Linked DNA regions of Mus musculus: region 2 is linked to region 1. A link is a loop called in an ENCODE intact Hi-C map of the cell type or tissue named here. Cell type or tissue: heart. All regions are shown on one strand. Each heading gives the region's core, and the rest is flanking DNA. Links, peaks and the distances in the headings are about the cores only.

Evidence for each region. A loop is a pair of places that touch in the nucleus more often than their neighbours do. Peaks named below come from ENCODE experiments on the same cell type or tissue, not always from the same donor. Only the 100,000 strongest peaks of a DNase experiment are listed, where the experiment ranks them.
Region 2: it touches region 1 in a loop (2.2-fold over the local background); 6 of 42 quality-filtered maps call a loop at or near these places.

The regions. Positions count from the first base shown.
Region 1 is chr16:95,763,773-95,773,344 of GRCm38, reverse strand. Gm32130 (a long non-coding RNA gene) reads left to right here. Exons shown (of 3, transcript XR_876302.2): 2 at 7,327-7,371; 3 at 8,985-9,116. Among named protein-coding and RNA genes, the nearest start is that of Gm41509, 30 kb to the left of the region's middle. In heart, for the core only: no CTCF peak of the experiment used is centred there; a DNase peak (open chromatin) is centred at 3,474; H3K27ac peaks cover 517 bases.
Region 2 is chr16:95,643,370-95,652,941 of GRCm38, reverse strand. No RefSeq gene overlaps it. Among named protein-coding and RNA genes, the nearest start is that of Gm31845, 20 kb to the left of the region's middle. In heart, for the core only: a CTCF peak has its summit at 4,910 (motif pointing left); a DNase peak (open chromatin) is centred at 4,891; H3K27me3 peaks cover 814 bases.

The DNA.
Region 1 (9,572 bases), core at 438-8,437:
CACTGGTACCAGATGGCATTGCAGATCTGCAGCCAAGCCTATGGGATGGCAGTGTGTGGTTGACTGCCCCAAATTCACACCGGAGAGACTTCACACCTCTGGCTGGTGCTGAGCAGGTGAGCAGTATGGGTGTTGTACAAGTTGCCTGTCTCAAGGTAGACTGTTTCTCTTTCTGGGGACTTCCCTGCATGTCTAGGGTATCGCTTCAGTAAACAGACCCTAGCTCCCTGGATGGAAGCCGTGGATACTTCTGCTGAGAGGACAGACAGCTGGGAAGACACTGGCCTCTCTTCCTCACTTCCTCAGGAAAACAAGAATTCACACGGTTACCTCCATTTAAAATTCTTCCTACTCCTTTACTTACAATAGGCCCAGTCTTCTCTCCTCCCTTTCCCACCTAGAGTTGACCATTAACTGACACTACTCCCCGATTTTCCCTTGCCTCCCATCTTCCTCCCCTTTCCTCAGTCCCCATTTTTTTAGCTAAAATACCTAGATGACAAAACCACAAATTTCAGTGCCCTTACAGGCAGGCATTGTTTTGGTTAATACCCCAACTCAAATAACCAATAATTATTTGATTTTTTTGGGGGGGGGGGTGAGGCACATAGAACTGATTCTGGAAGAAAAAATTCCAGAGCTAAGAGAAGTAGTGACGCTGACCAAGACCTCCAGACCACATTTAATTTGATGGTCACAGGCCCCTTGGGAGGGACTTTGTTGTCAGCTACAGGAACACTGGATTCTACACTGGGGCTGCTCAACCTGTGTTCAATGGGCAGGCAACCGAAGAGGCAGAGCCTAAACTCCTGAGCTCCTGGTGGTATAGCCAGCTGCTACTGTTTACAAACACTCAGTTCCGAGCTTCCGACAACAGCACTGATTGCATCCAAGGTTGGTTTGGTTGCTCAGAAATACGCATTTGCATTTTGCTAATATAGCCTTCCCACCCAGCTGGTTGAAGATCTTCATTCAGTTCACCCAGTAACACTTGTCCTTGAGAACAGTGTCTCACGGGGAGACGGCTCAGCTAGCAAAGTACAAACAGGAGCAACGGAGTTCAATCACAGGCACTTAGGAAAACGCCAGGCCGTGGTTGTACGCTCTTTCTACACCAGGGAGGGGGAGCCAGGCAGATTTCTCAGGAAGCCTCAGGTCCCAGTGAGAGACCAGGTATCAGAAAACAGGATAAATGGCACCGAGAAAGAACAACGCCCAAGTTTGTCCTCTGGCTTCCACACAATGTACATGCATACACATGAAAACACATATCTGCACATGCTTAGAATGCATGCATGTACACACAGGAACACATACATGCACATACATAGAGCATACTCCCTAGCTGTTCACAATACTCACATGCATGCACATGCGCACATGAATACATGTACACACACATGCACACACACACACACTCACGACACCCAAGTTTGTTCTCTGGCCTCTACACAATGCACATGCTCACACACAAAAATACATACCTGCACATGCTTAGAATGTGCACATGCACACATAGGAACACATACATATACATACATAGAGTGTATCCCTTAGTTCTCCCCTACACTCATACCATGCTTGTACATACACACATGCATACACACACACACACACACACACACACACACACTGAAGTGTCAGCCCTGGGTTTATGCCTAGCACTGAAAGTGGCATTTGTAGAGTGGATGGCTTTAGAAGAAATGGAAATGGGTAAGGTTTCTACTGAGGAGCCAAGAACAACACCCTCAGTAGTTCCCGGTGCCTCCTCAAAGCTTGCATCTCTGCTGCTGTCTTTCTGGCTCAGGTAATCACACAGCAAACAGCCCTAGCTCTGAAGGAAGGTACTGCGTGTATATGTGCTGCACTTGGGTTTGAGGTAGACAGCTCTTATCACCAGCAGCATCCTGGGAACTGGGAGCCAGAGGCTATATGTTCTTCCCATGGAGACCTTGTTCCAGTTAAGCCCTGGCCAGCTAACGGACAGGAACAGTGGTGGCGGTCGGGGAGGGGCTTGGCTCAGCATTCACGGAAAGACAGTGTAGAAACATCTCTTCCTGAACTGCTTTCCCGGATGAGAATGGTTTTCTTCCCATTGCACTTGCAGGGAAGCATCTTCCTGGGCCTTTAGTAAGCACACACAACTCCTGGACTCTCCCTCTGGCATGGAGGAAGAGGGCCATCCTCTGAGGCACTTGTGAGACCCAGCCTGGGCATGAGGTGTGCTGATGGGTGACCATGAGTCACCCCCTGGGAAGGGAATGTGCTAGACCCAGCTTTCCAATGCCGTGTCTCCCATGTTGCCTATACAGGAAGGAGGGTGGAGGAGGCTATGGCTCAGCCTGTAGCTGAAGTCCAGCAAGCTCTCCTCACAGAGGAAGGCACCCAGTGAGCTCAGCCCTCAGGGAGGCTTGGCCAGCATCCTCACTTGTGTGAGAGGAGATTTTGACACCTGTCACCAGTCACTTTGTCTTTGTCCCTGCTCCTCAGTTTTGCTTTCACAGAGCTGGTCCTGGGCTTCCAACCTTCCTACCTGACTCTTTCCTAAGATGGAGCAGGGCTTCAGGGGCTGTGTCACTTGGGTCAGGAAGCCAGGCTCTGTTGCCTGAGATCAGCCTGTGCTGGGTAAGCCACTGCTGTCTTCATCTGTGACAGGGAGAATGTAGGAGACTTAATGAGTCTGTGTTTGCCAAGCTCTTTGAAGACTCTCAGAGCTCATGAAAGCCTGTGCTCATTATAGTGAAAGCTATAGCTGCTCTGGGCTTTAATGTTGTTCTTCCCTTGGAGGCCTGACAGGCTAGCTCTCACTCACATGGGTAAGACCTCAGTGGGTGCAGAAAGATGGGGGTGGGAAGAAGTGGTATGCATGCTCTAAGTGCATGTGGGGTGTGTGTGTTTATGTGTATGTGTGGGGGGGGGCTGTGGGGGAGGGGTACATGCAGTATGTGTGGTGTGTATATATATGTGTGTGGTCTGTTGTATATATAGTATGTATGTATGTATATTATATGTGTGTGTGCTGTGTATGTATGTATAATATGTGTGTGTGTGTGTGTGTGCGCTGTGTATGTATGTATGTATGTGTTGTATGTCTTATAGTGTGGTACAATGTGGGTAGTGTGTGGTATGGTTGGTGTGTTGGGGTGCGTGGTATATGGTATGTGGGGATGTGTGTGGTGTGTGGGTATGTGGTATGATGTGGTGTGTGTGCCCTGGTGTGTGTGTGTGGTGTGGTATGTGTGTGAGGGATATGGGTCTGTGTATGTCGTGTGGTGTGTGTGTGTCATGTGGTGTGTGTTGTATGTTGTGTGTGCTGTGGTGTGCGTGTGCAGGGTATACGTGTCTAGTGCGTGGACCTGGGCTTCACTCCCGCAGTGACTGTAAGGGGACAAAATCCCTTGCTTAGGTGCTGGCTCTGGCGGCAGCAGTGAACTTTTGTTCTGAGAACACCACCCACACACAGTCGGTTGCTGCCAGGAGCTGTGCCGCCCACACAGGATCAGTCAAGCCGGCATGAAAGAAATGAGCTTCCAACTGGCTCCAGTTTAAGTTTCTTTTCTTCCCTCCTCTGGAACAGCTTGAAATTGCTTCTCTTCTTTGTTGGGATCCCTGGAAAACTTCACCTCTCCTCCACCTCCAGTGTACTCCCTCCCTCCACCTCCTACCCCCTCCCCTCTCCTCCCCTAGCCTCGACCCACACCCACCTGTCCCCAGTCCAGGGATCCAGAAGCTGATCTGCACCCTTCACCATCTGATCCCGGGCTCACTGTTGCCCCTCAGTGCCCTGCAAGTCTAGCAGATTCTAGATGAAGCTGGGCAGAGGCAGGCCTGCACTGCCTACAGGTGAGAGGCTTGTTAGGGTGAGGACCAGAGATAATCCTTCACACCATCAAGGAGCTGGTGTCCCGAATTTCAAGCAAGGTTTCCTCGTTCTTCCCGGGGCAAGCAGGCCCTTTAGACTCCATTCTCTGGGCTTGAGAGCACACAGTGACACTTTCCACCGAAGCTCCAGGTAGACAAAACAGAGAGGAAGGTGCACCGAATAGGGTTAGCAACCAGGGCACACTAGGTTGTGAGGAGGCACGCTGGGGAGGCAGTGCATGAGAGCTGGACCTACCTGCTGCTGCTGCCTCTGTGTGCTGCCTGGGAGTGGGGTGGGTGTGGGTGTGGTTATGGGAAGGGCTTCTCCTGTCTGCCTTTTTTTTTTTTTTTTTTTTTTTTTGCCACCTTCTTTTACTGGCTACCAGCAGCAAGGTGGTCCAAGGCTTTTCTAAAAATTGAGGTATTGAGGTGGGTTGTTGCTCAGTGGTTAGAGTACTTGCCTAGGTACCAAACCTGGTTTCTTCTTATCACATTAAGATGTCTACGATATCCCACAATGCCCCACACTAAACATGGTTTGAAAAGTTCACATTAGGGGCTGGAGAGATGGCTCAGTGGCTAAGAGCAATGACTGCTCTTCCAGAGGTCCTGAGTTCAATTTCCAGCAACCATGTGGCTCACAACCATCTGTAATGGGATCTGACGCCCTCTTCTGGTGTGTCTGAAGACAGCGACAGTGTACTTACATACATAAAATAGTCCACTCAGTTCACAGGTGTGGGATCCTGGCACTCCTCCTTTTGTTTCTGGCCTCGGTGGCTTGCCAGCTGCGTCATGCCATGCACCCAAGCTCTGCTCCATCTCAGGTCCAGTAACTACTTCACCCTGTGACTGGGAGACTTCCCATTTCGTTGTTTTTTCTCATCAGCAATGGATGGCTGTGACCTTTAAGTGCTCTTGCTTAGCAGGATCCACCTTGTTTTTCCTTCTTCCTCCGGTGAGCTGGTAGGCTCTGTGTAGTGTCCTGACTGAGTAAATCCCCACACAGCACCTGAGAACTGGGATATCGGCACCATGACATTTGCTGTGAATATGTGTGGTCTTCCAACAGTTCTTTGCTGCAACTAAGCCTTTGTATCTCTGTCTACAAAATGAAGGGTTTGATTCATTTGGTCTCTAAAACTGGAAATGCGGTGGCACACGCTTGCGATCTCAGGTCTCAGGAGACTGAGGCAGGAAGATCATGAGTTGGAGGCCAGTGTGGGATCCATGGCTAGACCTTGCCTGAACTTCCCCTCTGCCCCAAAAGCAAGGAGCAGGCAAGTCTGAGCTGCAGAATAAAGCAAGCTAGATTCCTCCCTAACCCCGACCTCTGTCTAATCTGCTACCCTGACAGGAAACCGTGGAGAAAGACTGAAGCTATGGCAGGTCATCTAAGAAAGGCAACAATGACAGACAAAGTCCAACCCAACCAGGAAGGGGTTGTCCAGGCACCACGGTTTATAAGGGGTTCTGGTTGACAGAAACCTACCTTCCAAATCACCATTGGGATGACGTAGCCTTTGGGGCTTCAGACTGTGTTAATAGAAGAATGCAGACACATTGGAGGTTAAGACAGTGTAGAAGCTCCTGAAGTAGTCTGAGCACTGTGTTACTCTGCCAACAAGAGGCTGAAGGAGGAGGGATGGATGGGACAGTGAAATGTTCCAGAACCACATGGTGTCCAGGAAAGCTCTGTGGAGGACAAGGCAGAGATTGCTGTCCACATGGGGAGCTGACACTCACAGAGGTTCCCAGGTGGGTGGCCAGAACTCAGTGGCAGCAAAGGTTTCAGGAGAATGGAGAACTCTGGTAGAGATTAAGGATCCAGGCAGTAACCAGGAGACCCGCCAAAACTCCAAGGATCTTCTCTGTCTGTGACTTGAACCCATGAGTTTAGACTGGGTGTGTCAGGGAGGAGAAAGGGAGGGCGGAACCCTGAGGAATCCCAGGCACTTGGGGTCAAGCTTCCTTGGGCCTTACTAAGTGGGTGGCCTGCTGTGACTGGGAGCTTAGACTATGCAAATGTAGGGCTCCCTTGGTCTATGAAACTATTAGGAGGTAAATTTCTGAGGCAATAGAGCATTAGTCTGAGGCAATGGGCTCTCCTCAGATCCACCTAAGCTCTCATTTGAATCAGATAGGGTGATTCACTGCCATTTCAAGACTATTTGAAAGCTGCTTGCTTTCTTCCTGAACACCAGACTGGTGCCAGGCACAGGGCTGGGCTCCATTAAGAATTGGTGTAGCCAGTTAGCACATTGCCCTTTACACCTAAGAATTGTGGGAGGAGGCCAGGGCAGCCTGTGACTCTTTGCTGGTCTTGGGGTCCTTTGGTCACCACAGCTACCTGGGACTCCCTTCTCCAAGAAGGGTGTGTGTGGCCCCTGAGTCTATGGCCATTGCTTCTGATGGAGATGGACTTGGCACTGACAAGGTCATTGGTTACAACCTATAGATCCTGATGAGTTGGGGCCATAAGGAGCCAGACAGTACATCCCAGGACCTTGGCTATACTTTATAGGGGGAGTGTTCACAGGGAAGGCTGCCTGACACAGAGGCTGCAGTTGGAACTGGGTGATACATTATTTCAACCCTGTGATCTTCCAAGACATTCTCAGATGGGACTGTGTAGCTGCTTTTCAGGGAAGCTGATTCTGAGATACTTTAGAGGATTACACATCCCCTAGTCTGTCTGTAGCCCCAAGTGGCCTGGAGTTGCAGGAGAGGAGCCAGGCAATTGGAGCCGGGCCATATGGAGTAAAGATGAGACATTCCACATGCTACATAGGTCAGGGTACCCCGTGCTTAGAAAACACAAGAGCAGACTGGAGAGGAATCCCCCCAGCAAACCTGACCAAATCTCCAGGTGTGGTGACTCAGCCATGTTGCTGCTGGCAGCCGTGGCTCTTGAGGAGTGAGGGTCGATGTGAAGCCTCTGAGGGAGTTTGTCTGCACAGACCACTCTTGCTGTCCTTGGCATAGTCAATAGGATCAACGCCATTGCTAGAGGCCACTGGGGCTGGCTGGGCATGGAGGAGCCAGACCCCTAGCCCATTGTTGCCATAGAGACAGCTCAAGTCCAGATCACTCTGGACAACCGGCCAAGAACTACAGTTCCCACTGGCATCCAGTGCATCCTGCTGGTGACCTCACTGCTTTCCAGACTTACTGATTCAGATATGGTGATTCAGTCTACTCTCTGTGGCCCTTGAGGTGCTAGTCCTTAGGGGCCTTGTTTCTATATTTCCTGAGAGCTTCTGAGACTGGCAAGTGGACTGGATGTGAAAATTACTCTCAAGATGTAACCAAGCCAAGAAAAAGCTAGCAGTGACCACTGTTGCTCCCTTGCTAGGTCTGTCCTGGTCTTAGCTCATCCAAGCATGGGTGTGTTGGATGAAGGGCTCTTGAACCATCTCTATACTCTATATAACTGTTCCCCTTTCTCCCTTCAATCTACTGCAGGACCATGAATGGAGAGTAAACCTGCTGCAGGACCATGAATGGAGAGTGAGTGTGGGTCCACCACAGGGGTCTGTTGGGAGGCTCACTCCTGTTTCTCAGTGTCCCAGAACTTCTTGCTACTCAGTGTAGCAATTCCCCACTCCCAGGAACTGTGAGCCTCCTCCCAGAGACAAGAGAAACGCAAAGCTAGGACAGTCCTTTTCTCCTGTGCTCCATGTGACTGGGTCAGGGCTAAGGCTAGGACAGACCCAGACATGGGGTCAGCTGGGGACTTTATCTGTCAGAGTTCAGAAATAATTCGTAAGCCTTTTCTTATCATGGGTGTTGCTGAAGATCAAGAGTTCTTATTCCTATGCCCAGCATACAGAGGGACACACATGTGCAAACACATTCATGAACACATACACTATGTGTATACATGCACACAAATACTCATATGCATGCACACATACATGTACACACATGCACACACTCATATATGTGCATACATGTACACATGCACATGCTAATTGTTTTGCTAATGATGGCAGCATGTAGTCTCTGGGGACATGGACAATAGCTCCTAGCTAAGCTTGGCCACTATGCATCTATAATCCCTGGGATGGTTTTCTAATGTCTCTATGTCCACCTCCTGCATGTATGGGAGGAGAGTCATGCCTTGGCATGGGGCATGGGCTTGGCATGGGGCAGAACAGACTATTGACAAATTCACACGTGAACTTATCTGTTCAAAACCTAGATATCGAGCTGCTCCCTGTCCCCAACTATCCTGGGTGTGGATCCACCAGAGCACATGGTGTCTTCCTTGGGAGCATTTGCATGTTGGTACAGAACAGTCACTTTTGTGATTATCCCTGTCATCTTGGGTGTGTCTTCAAGATTTAGTCACATTAGTTTTTATGTCCACTCCTGGCTCAGACTCCATCAGGATGTCTCTGTATTCCTTCTAGAGGACTAGAATAGCTGCCCTGAGGTGTTTTGTTTTTGTTTTTGTTTTTTTAGTATTGGAGTCACTGCTGTGCTTAGCAACCATCTTGTATTTTCACAAATAATTTATTTGTTTTAGTTTATTTTATTTATTTTTGGTTTTTGAGATATGGTCTCATTAACCTAGGCTAGCCTCAAATTTTCTATTTGTCTGAGGCTAGACAATTTTCTGACTATCCTGCCTTCATCTTGTGAGCAATGCAATGATCGGTGAATGCCACAATGTCTGGGCCTCCCCTCAGATATTTTGAAGAGGATGGTATGGGTTCCCAGCTGTACCTGTGTATGTGTGTGTGTATGTGTATGTATGTGTGTGTATATGTATATGTGCGACTGTGTGTATATGTGTGTGTATATGTATGTGTGTGTCTGTATGTGTGTGAATGTGTATGTGTGTATATGTGTATGTGTGTGAATGTATATATATCTGGGTGTCTGTGTATATGCGTGTGAATGTGTATGTGTGCGTATGCGTCTATGTGTGTATGTGTGTGTGTGTTAGTCTATGTATGTGTAGGTATGTATGTGTTATTCTTTTTCAGGAGCCATCTGGCTTTTAAACGATTACATATATGTGTTTTGTGGTCTTTTGAGGGGAGTATGCATATGTACCACACATATATAAAAGCCAGAGGACAACTTACTGAAGTTGGCTCTCCTCCTCCATGTAGGATTTGGGTGTAGTCTCCCCTCCCCCAGCCTGAAACCTGCTTGCTCAGGGGTGGAGCTTCCCACTCAATCTTTTTGCCACGCCTACTGCTGGAACCTGCCGCTTTGCTGTTCCGAAGCCATCACGTGATCACCCTGCTACTGGATTCCAAGATTATTTGGCGGGAATTAGGCTCCTCCCCCTTCCTTTATAACTGAGTGCCGAAATAGTAAAAATTGAACCTTGAGCAGAGAGCTTTGTCTTGGTTCTTTCCTTATCTCGCGCAGCCCAGCCCCTCTTCTCTTCCAGGTTTCCAAAAATGCCTTTCCAGGCTAGAACCCATGTTGTGATCTACTGGCCAGACACAACATCTGGGGACTCCTAAATTAGGCTAGGGAGTCCTGAGCATCCTCCTGCCTAAGGATGCCTAGCTTTTTGCATGGGTTCTAGCAACTGAACACAGGTATTCATCCTTCTCTGGCAAGCACTTTGCCAATTGAGTGGTCTCCGTGACCACCTCGCTTCAATGTCTAGTCAGTTTTCACTTCATCTCTATGGTCTGTTGCTGACATCAGATTTGATGCTCTTGACAAGGACACTTGTGTCTCTG
Region 2 (9,572 bases), core at 874-8,873, 120 kb after region 1:
AATTAAAATAAAAATAAATTTTAATTTTTAGTCTGTTAAAACATTGCTTTTATTGTTTAACTTTTTATTGATTTGTGTGTGTGTGAATTTCACATCATACACCCTAATCCTCCACCTTTGCAACCCCCCCCAAAAAAAAAAGGAAAAAGAGATCTCATTGTGGAAGTGTAGTGTGTCACAGTGTGTCCCACAGTCTACCCTTGTGTCCACACATCTTTACTTGCAGTTCATTGCCATGAGTAATTGGTCTGGTCTGAGGCTTCTAGCTTCTGCTACACTGTCAACACTGAAACCTCACCAGGGCTCCTCTAGGATATCCTGTTGTTGCTCTGTGTCATGGAGATCCTGCAGCTTTGGATCTGTAGGACTGGCTCCTTCATGGACTCTGGTAGCTCATCTGTGGGGTAGATGTTGGGGTGAACCATCTTAAAGCCCTGGATCTGGGCTTGGGTGATGGCTGAGCTGGTCAGCCTACCTGCTCTCCTGCACCCACACCACCATGGTGGGCTCTCCAGGACTGCTCCAGCTAGCTCACCCAATCTACAGTGGGCAAGGCTCCCATGCCCTTGGGCTGGCTCACCCAAAACCCCCCAAACCAAGGCCAGTTCTGTTTGCTGCCCAGGTGAGGTGCAGGGCCTGCTATAGCTTGTGAAAGGCAGAACCTCCTCACTTGCAGGTGATTAGGGGAGGGGATCTCTCTCTCACCCAGACCACCTCATGGCAGACAAGTGGCAGGCCTAGCTCTCCCATGCTCATGTCCTTGGGGCCTGCAGCTCCTGTAACCAGGGCCAGCTCTACAGTGCTACCCAGCTCTTCTGTGTGCTGCAGCCAATGATGGGCAGGGCCAGCTCAGCTCTTATGGCCTCGGGGCCTCATTAGAGTTCTTGTTAGGGGAAAGGCAGCAGGTGGGCCCCTTCCATGGTTTGACCAGTGTTGGAATCTGAAAGCTTGCCCAAGAGCCAGGGGACATGAAGAAACTGATATTTGATGAATTACATTATTGATTGTTTGGCATTTTGTGTTTTCTAAATGTAAAGTGATTTTTGAAAACAATAGCTATTTATTAGTGAGAATGGGTGTGGTTGGAAAGAGGGAGGGTGGGGAGATAACTCATGTAGAAGCAAAAATGCAACATATAGAGTGGATATTTGGCTAGAACTGATAATATTTTTATTTTAATTAAAATTTAGAAGGAAAGGAGAGGGAAGGATTGAGAGAAGAAAGGAAGAAAAAGACATCTTGGCATGACACTGTGTGAGTGGCACCATCTGGAGGTGTGTCCTTGTTGGAATAGGTGTGACCTGGTTGGAATGGGTGTGTCACTGTGGGTGTGGGAGTAAGATCCTCACCCTAGTTGCCTGGAAGTCAGTCTTCCACTAGCAGCCTTTGGATGAAGACATAGAACTCTCAGCTCTGCCTGCGCCATGCCTGCCTGGATGCTGCCGTGCTCCCACCTTGATGATAATGGACTGAACCTCTGAACCTGTAAGCCAGCCCCAATTAAATGTTGTTTTTTTATAAGATTTGCCTTGCTCATGTTATCTGTTCACAACAGTAAAACCCTAACGAAGACACACTACATTTATTTACTTATTTATTTATTTATTTACTTACTTACTTACAGTGCATCTGTCCACACATGCATGCATGGGGAGGCTAGAGGACAATTTCAGGTGTTACTCCTCAGGCAGCATCCACCTTGTTTTGTTTTTTATTACTTTATTTTATTTTATTGTTTTAGGATAGAGTTTCTCACTGGCCTGGAACTCATCAAGTAGGCTATGTTAGCTGGCCAGTGAGCCCCCGGGGTCCTCTTGTCTCCATCTCCCAAGAGGATGACCATGCTTGGCTTTTGTTTTGTTTTGTTTTGTTTTGTTTTGTTTTGTTTTGTTTTGTTTTAATAGAGCTCTAGTGACAGGGTCTCACTGTGCAGCCTCGGCTTGTCTGGAACTCTGGTCCAGGGGAATCTTGATCTCAAGCATGACAAGGGTGGGCAGTGCTCAGGGCCACATCTCCTGCCTGGGTAGAAGGCTCTGGGTCTTGTTCTATCTGAGAAGAGAGGATTGGGTGCCTCAGGAATAGAGCAAGAACATAAGAAGCAGTGTGGCAGGGACCCAGAGCCTGCCTTACTGCCTGCCTGCCTTGACTGGGAGCACTCGTGGGAGCCCTGGGCCCAGTGGTGTCTCAGGTTTCTTCGTGGTTCACTTCATGAAAACTGTGACTCTTAAGGAAACTCATTAGGTTGTTCCAGCCCATCAAAGACAGGAAAGTAAAAGGGGGTGTCTTAGCTAGGGTCTCAGTGCTGTGAACAGACACCATGACCAAGGCAACTCTTATAAAGGACAACATTTAACTGGGGCTGGCTTACAGGTTCAGAGGTTCAGTCTATTATCATCAATGTGGGAGCAGGGCAGCATGCAGGCAGGCATGGTGCAGGAGGAGCTGAGAGTTCCATATCCTGATCCAAAGGCAACAGAGGAGACTGTGTGTGTCATACTGGGCATAGCTTGAGCATAGAAGACCTCAAATCCCACCCCCACAGTGACACACTTCCTCCAACAAGGCCACACCTCCTAATAGTGCCACTCCCTATGGACCAAGCATCCATACACGCGAGTCTATGGGGGGTGGGGTGGGGGGGCGTATTTATTCAAATCTTCACAAGGTGTGAGTTGTAAAGAGGAAGAGGATCAGAAGAAATGGAAGGAAAAGGATACGGGAAATGGGAGGCTTATGTGATATTTGTATACACATAAAAGCCTAACAAAGCCCACTCCTATCTACTTACTATGTGATAATAAAAAACCAAACCAAACCAAACCAGAAAGGAAAAGTATTGATGCTCTTGAGTTGGAGACTCAGCTTTCTCTTACCTTTCACTGTTACACACACACACACACACACACACACACACTTGAAATATATATAATATATATATATACATACACCACATCTGAAATAAATATATGTAATACATACACACAATATATGTGTGTATATATATTTGAAATATATATACACACACACACAAACACATTTGAAATATATATAACACACACATGAAATAAATATATATACATACATTTGAAATATATATTTCAATATATTTTTTCAAAATATATTTTTCAATATATATATTTAAATATATATATTTGAAAAATGTGTGTATGTATGTATCTGCAGAGATAGCTCAGCAGTTAAGAACTTAAGAGCACTGGCTGCTCTTAAAGAGGACCCAGGTTCAATTCCCAGTGCCACATGGCGGCTCACAGCCATCTGTAACTCTAGTTCTAGGAGATCAGATACCTTCTTCTGGCCCCCGACACGTACTGTCAAAAACCATCATACACATAAAGTTGAAAGTAAATTAGTGTGCATGCATGTCTGTGTATGTATGTATATGCATTTGTATGCATATGGCATATGTGTACTGCCTGTGTACATGTATATATGTATATATGCCTCAGTATGTGCCTATGTGTATGCATGTGCATACATGTGTATCTGCCTATGTGTGCATGTGTGTGTCACACATTGTCTCTGTGTGCATGCATCTGTGTGTGGAGGGGTTTGTGTATGCATGTGTATCTGTGCATGTGTGTCTGTGTATGCACATGTGTATGTTATGTGAGGTGTGTTCTGGCCAGAGGTAGACATCACCAGGGTGCTCTAGTCTGTTCTGCCTTATCCCCTTGAGACACTCTTAGTGAACCTGGACTTGCTGGCTTTTGGCAAGGCTGGAGGGTAAGCCCAAGGGACTCTCTAGTTCCACCTTTTACCTCAGCAGTCTGTTCATAGGCAACAGCCATGCCTGGTTTCTGTGGGAATGTGGGGGGCTGAGTGCAGGGGGTCAGTTTGCAGACTCAGGTCCTCATGCTGGTCCAGCAACCCTCTTATTCACCGAGCTGTTCTTCCAGCCCCACCATTCTTTCTCATGGCTTCAATTAAAGGGGCAGAGGGAGGTATTTAAATAATGACTTAGATTAGGGAAGTCCGTTATAAATCGACAGTGAATCCAAATGGGTCAGTTCAGAGTTTATTCTTCTAGAGACCAGGATGCAGAATGCATTTGCTATTTTTGAGCAAGAGCTAGGTCTTTCTTTTGAAAAGTTCAGGTTTCAGTTCAGAAGGTGTTTTGTTTTGTTTTGTTTTGTTTTGTTTTTAGCAGACTTAAGCAAAATGTACTCAGCCTCCTGTCTGAGCACATTTCTGTCTGTCAGGACTGCCTCCTAAAAACGAACTTTTGCTGCCTCCAATTTCTCTTATTTTCCCACATTTGTAGGGAGGATCACTCCCTGTACTAAGCAGTGGACCAAAGGGCAGAAGATCTTGGTAACTGTCAAAGCTAGGCAGGCATAGTTTGCAAACAAAGAGGACACAGGACAAATCCATCCCTTTCATCACTGTCCGGCATAGCTTGCAAAGGCCTCTCATCAAAGGAGGCAATCAGAACCGGGGAGGGGCCTGAATGTTGGATTGCTTTGGGGTTCACTGAGGGTGGGGTTGGTTGCCTAGCTCTGAACTAAGCCTGTGGCTTGCTTTGAAGACAGAAGGCGTCTTCCTGGGGTCTGGCATTATTGCCATACACCTTTGTAGCTATGCTTGTCTTTCCATAGCTGCCCTGCTATTCACATAGGTGTGCTAGAGGTTTCTTTGCTCAGGTAGCTGTGTTCTCCGTGGTGGACCACTCCTTGGGTGCCCTGTAATCTTGCCTCGTGCCCAGGCATCTTGCTTGTTCGGATTCCCCCAGCGTGGTTTAGAGATGTGTCGCAGTTCACCTTTTTGATGGCCTTGCATTTCCTATCCTGGCCAAGTCCGCTCTCTCTGATGCTCACCCTGGTTGTGAGACCCATCCTTGGGCAGTGTATCCCTCGAAGGTTCGCAGCACTATTTGTCTGCAGCGCCACCACCTGGTCCAAACAGGAACGACCTGCTCTCTCGCCCAGGAGCAAACAGAACCTGGAGTACATTTCCAACTTTTGCAAAACCGGTTCCTTCTCCATTCTCTGTGAGGTGCTGGCAAGCAAATGCAGTATTCTTGTTTCTCGGCAGCAATATAGGCTTAAAGAAACCGAAATGGGAGACATCCTGTGCCCTCCAATGGCGGTCATAAATTGTATCTAAAAGTATGTGTGGATGCTTTACAGATATAAAATGCAGCAGGAGAATGGGGCCAGAAAGACTTTTTTTTTTCTTCCAGCCTGTTTCTCTTGTGTAGCTTTATATCTATGGGGATTCTGTATCTAAAGGGGTCACAGTTTCATGGATGTTTGGTGGGTGTTCCTCACCCCTTCACTATGCCCCAAACTACCAGACATCCTGGCTCCTGATGGTCAAATCTGAGTCCTGATGCTATGGACAAAGATAAGTTCCTAAGCAGAGTGGTCAGAAGGCCAAAACATGCAAAATACCAGAGTATTTATGTGTACTCACCCCAGTGTGTTCTTTTTTTTTTTTTTTTTTTTTGGTTTTTCGAGACAGGGTTTCTCTGTATAGTCTTGGCTGTCCTGGAACTCAATTTGTAGACCAGGCTGGCCTCGAACTCAGAAATCTGTCTGTCTCTGCCTCCCAAGTGCTGGGATTAAAGGCGTGTGCCACCACCGCCCGGCCCCAGTGTGTTCTTGCATACCTCAGTGTGTGTGTGTGTGTGTGTGTGTGTGTGTGTGCATGTATACCTTTGAGAGTGTATGTGTATGCCCACACCTCAGTGTGTGTGTGTGTGTGTGTGTGTGTGTGTGTGTGCATGCATATCTCTGTGTGTCATGCTCACCCAAGTGTGTACTTGTACACATCAGTGTGTGTGTGTGTGTGTGTGTGCACACTCATACCTTAGAATGTATCATGTTCAGTTTAGTGAGTACATGTATATGCACACACATCTTATGGTGTGTATGTGTGTGTGTACACAACCCAGAGTGTTTGTATGCATGCCTCAGTGTGTAATTCTGTATGCATACCTCAGGGTATGCATGTATGCATACATCAGAGTATATGTGCATGTGTGTACACATACATGTTTGCATACTCTGATGAGCAGACTTCTTGTGACATCAAAAGAACACGTTAGGGATTTTCTGTCTACTTACTTTTATCTCAGAATGAGACATTTTTATTTTTATAATGAACATAAAATTATTAGGAGGTGGTATGCCCCTTATGCCACTAACAAGACTGTATAGTAGCAGGGATTAACAGGTCGCACAATTCAAGTTTGCCCAGGACATTGTAGAAGATAGTGGTGATCTCCTTGAGCTAGAGAAAGGTGAGCATGGGACCTGATTCTTTATCTTTCCCCCTTGAGGGTTTCCTGGCCAGAAAACTGGCCTCCTTCTCTCAGTGAGGGTTTAGAATGCTGGCCATCCTCACCTCCTCTGAGGCTCTTCCCTAGCTGCCGACTTAGACATAGGAAGGGTCTAGAAGGAAAGCAGCCGCTTCCACAGGATAGGATCTTGAGTGGGTGGGAGAGAGTCGTCTGTGTTCTCTCTAGCAAGGACAGACTGGGGAGGAGACTTGCTTTGAGTTGTGTGTTTCTCAAAGCTTCTGTTGAGTGTTTAAGTAACAAAAATCTCTCCCAGTCTTACTGACATCAAGCTGTGGATGGTACAGCAGCCCCTGTGGGGTTGTGGGGCTGGGAATCCATGCAGCCTGAGTAAGAGCTGCTGATGGCATCAGGGGGCAGTGCTACAGATGAGGCACTCCAGGCTTCCACAGCTGGTTTTAGTGTGAGCTATAGGTTTATCTCTGCATCCATGAGGCCATCTTCTGGCTAAACATCTGACAAGTTGGGAGAACCAGCTGAGATCTTGATTGGGACAGAGGCTAGCAGTGGGGTGGGAGCAAGCTCATCTAAACATACGTATAGATAATTGGAACTCTCGTTCTGTATGAAACATCATGGGAAAGTATGAAAGTGTGAGCCAAGTTGAATGAGAAAGGCCTAATGTACCTGCAAGAAGACACGTTGTAGGAATTTCTGGTCTCTGGAAGCTTCTTGTGTTTGCTGACAGAAACCTCAAGCCTTTGAAGTCAATTTTTAAGTCAAAACACTGGAAATGTAGGAAATCAATCCCCACGACACTGTGACACCTACCTTTGAATATATCCTCTGAGCAAAGTATATATGTGTGTATGTGGGGGGCAGGGGTTGGTCCAGGCCTTCAGTCTGCAGTGGAGTGGATACTGTGTTCCTTTAAAGTTCTCCTGTCAGAGTCTTGGTATCAACAGTACGGTGCTGTCATTGGTACATGACTGTTCAAGTGTATCTGTACTAAAGAATGCTAACCAGCCTGCAGCATTTTTCAGGGGTGATGAAGCCTTTACAGAAGAGAGCTGGTGAGAAGAAACTAGGTCACCATGTCATTAAAGAGTCCATGAAGTAGTCTTCCTCCACTCCTCTGTCCTGTCGCCATGGGAGGCTGAGCCACCACTTGGCCAAAGTAACAGGGCCAAGTGACTATGGATAGAAACTGGAAATCAGGAGCCAAATTGACCTTTGCTTTTCATAAGCTGATTCTTTGAAATATTTCGTCCCAGCAAGGTGGTGACACAGATGGTATTTGGAAAGTGGTTGAGTTAAGAGAGTAGAAGCTTTACAAATAGGCTTAATGTTCTAAAAAGAAGCCAGAAAGAGACTAGAGGGTGGCTTAGTCTTTAGAAGCAGTTGTCACTCTTGAAAGGGACCTGGGTTCTGGTCTCAGCACCTATCAGGTGGCTCTCAGCTGTCCATAACCCCAGTTCTCAGGGCAGGGGACAGTTCTGGAACCTTCTTCTAACCTCTGTGGACACCAGGCATGCAAGTGGTGAACACACATACACACACACACACACACACACACACACACACACACACACACACGCTAACTACAACCACACAGAATAACCAAACCCAATCCTGGATAATGAAAGAACTGCTGGCTATCTCACCATCCCCAATCTCAAGTAGAAGAATAAAAACGGTTGGCACAAAACCAGACATGTTTTGATCCATGGAAACAAATTGAAGACCCAGAAATAAATCCATACACTTATGGGTTCCTGAGTTTTGATGAAGAAGCCAGAAACACACAACACAGGGAGAAAAGACAGCATCTTCAACAAATGCTGCTCAAACTGGATGCCAGCACAAGAATCTCAGTAGATCCACGCTTATCACCCTGCACAAAGCTCACCTCCAAATGAACATAGGTCATAAAGCCAGATGCACTGGACCTTATAGAAGAGAAAGTGGGGAATAGCTTTGAACTCATTACCACAGGAAAAGACTTTCTGAACAGAACCCTGTTAGCACAGGCACCAAGATCAACAACTAATAAATGGGACTGCACGAAACTGAGAAGCCCCCGCACCACAAAGGACTGCCATTCAGACAAAGAGGCAGCCTATAGAACAGGAAAAGACGTTTACCAGCTTCACATCTGATACAGGACTAATATCCAAAATATAGACAGAACTCAGAAACTGGACATCAAGAAAACAAATGACACAATATTAAAAAAATGAATTTCAGATCTAAACAAAGAATTCTCAGAAGAAGAAACACAATGGCTGAGGAACACTTAAAGGAAATGTTTGGCATCCTTTGCCACCAGGGAAATGAAAATCAAACTAGTGTTTAATTTTAATTTAATTTTATGTATATATTTTCCTTTGCTCTTTTCACCCAGCAGGTCCTTTGTGTGTATTTCATGGCTCCCAGCATAGTGTCTTCATGGGATTTCTGAGTGTGCGAACACATGCGTCTCTGTTTCTTGTGTCTGTCCTTGGGGCCATTTGCTTCTGTTTGTTTGTTTTGCCCAATTCTGATATGTTTTTTTTTGGTCTTATTTAATTATTATCCCTTAGAAACCTGTTTGTTTTCTAATGAGGGACAGAAAGGGGTGGATCCCCATGGGAGGGGAAGTTGGGAGGAACTGGGAGGAGTTGAGGAACATGAACCTTCATATATGACAGAAAAACAATCCATTTTCAAAAAACGGAAAAAACGAAGAAAAAAATAAATTACTTGTGTTGTTGATTAAGCTAGTCAGCCTATGGTATCTTCTATCTTCTTATAGCAACCCAAACGAAGACAAGGTCTTTCTCTGAGTACATTTTTTTTTTCAAAGTAAATGGAAAAGGCAAAACTCATGATACAAGAGCTCAATTGTTATTTTTAAAGCTCATTTTGGTATGTTTTTGGAAAAAGAAACTAGGACCTCCCAGTTCTGAAAGACGTGGGAGTATTTTTAGTGTGAAACCCTGGCTTCAGAATGGTGATATAAATTACTCTTCAGTGACAGCTTTGAGCAGACTCCAGCAATGGTCCTGATGCGCCTGAAGCCATGGGATAGATGTTCCACTCTGTTTTAAAGTCGAGAGGAAGACAGAGACCGTGTTTGTGGGTTCACCTGTGACTTCTTGGCAGCTGCCCGATTTATTTCTTCCATTTCAGAGTCAGACACAGACTGTGGACCAGCCTGGGCCCAGCACATTTTATTGGTGTTGGATCTGGTCCCAGGGGATCCTCATTACTTGGTTACAAGATGGGCATGTGGGCGAGAGAAATCATGGCTTCACTATAATTTAGAAATTTT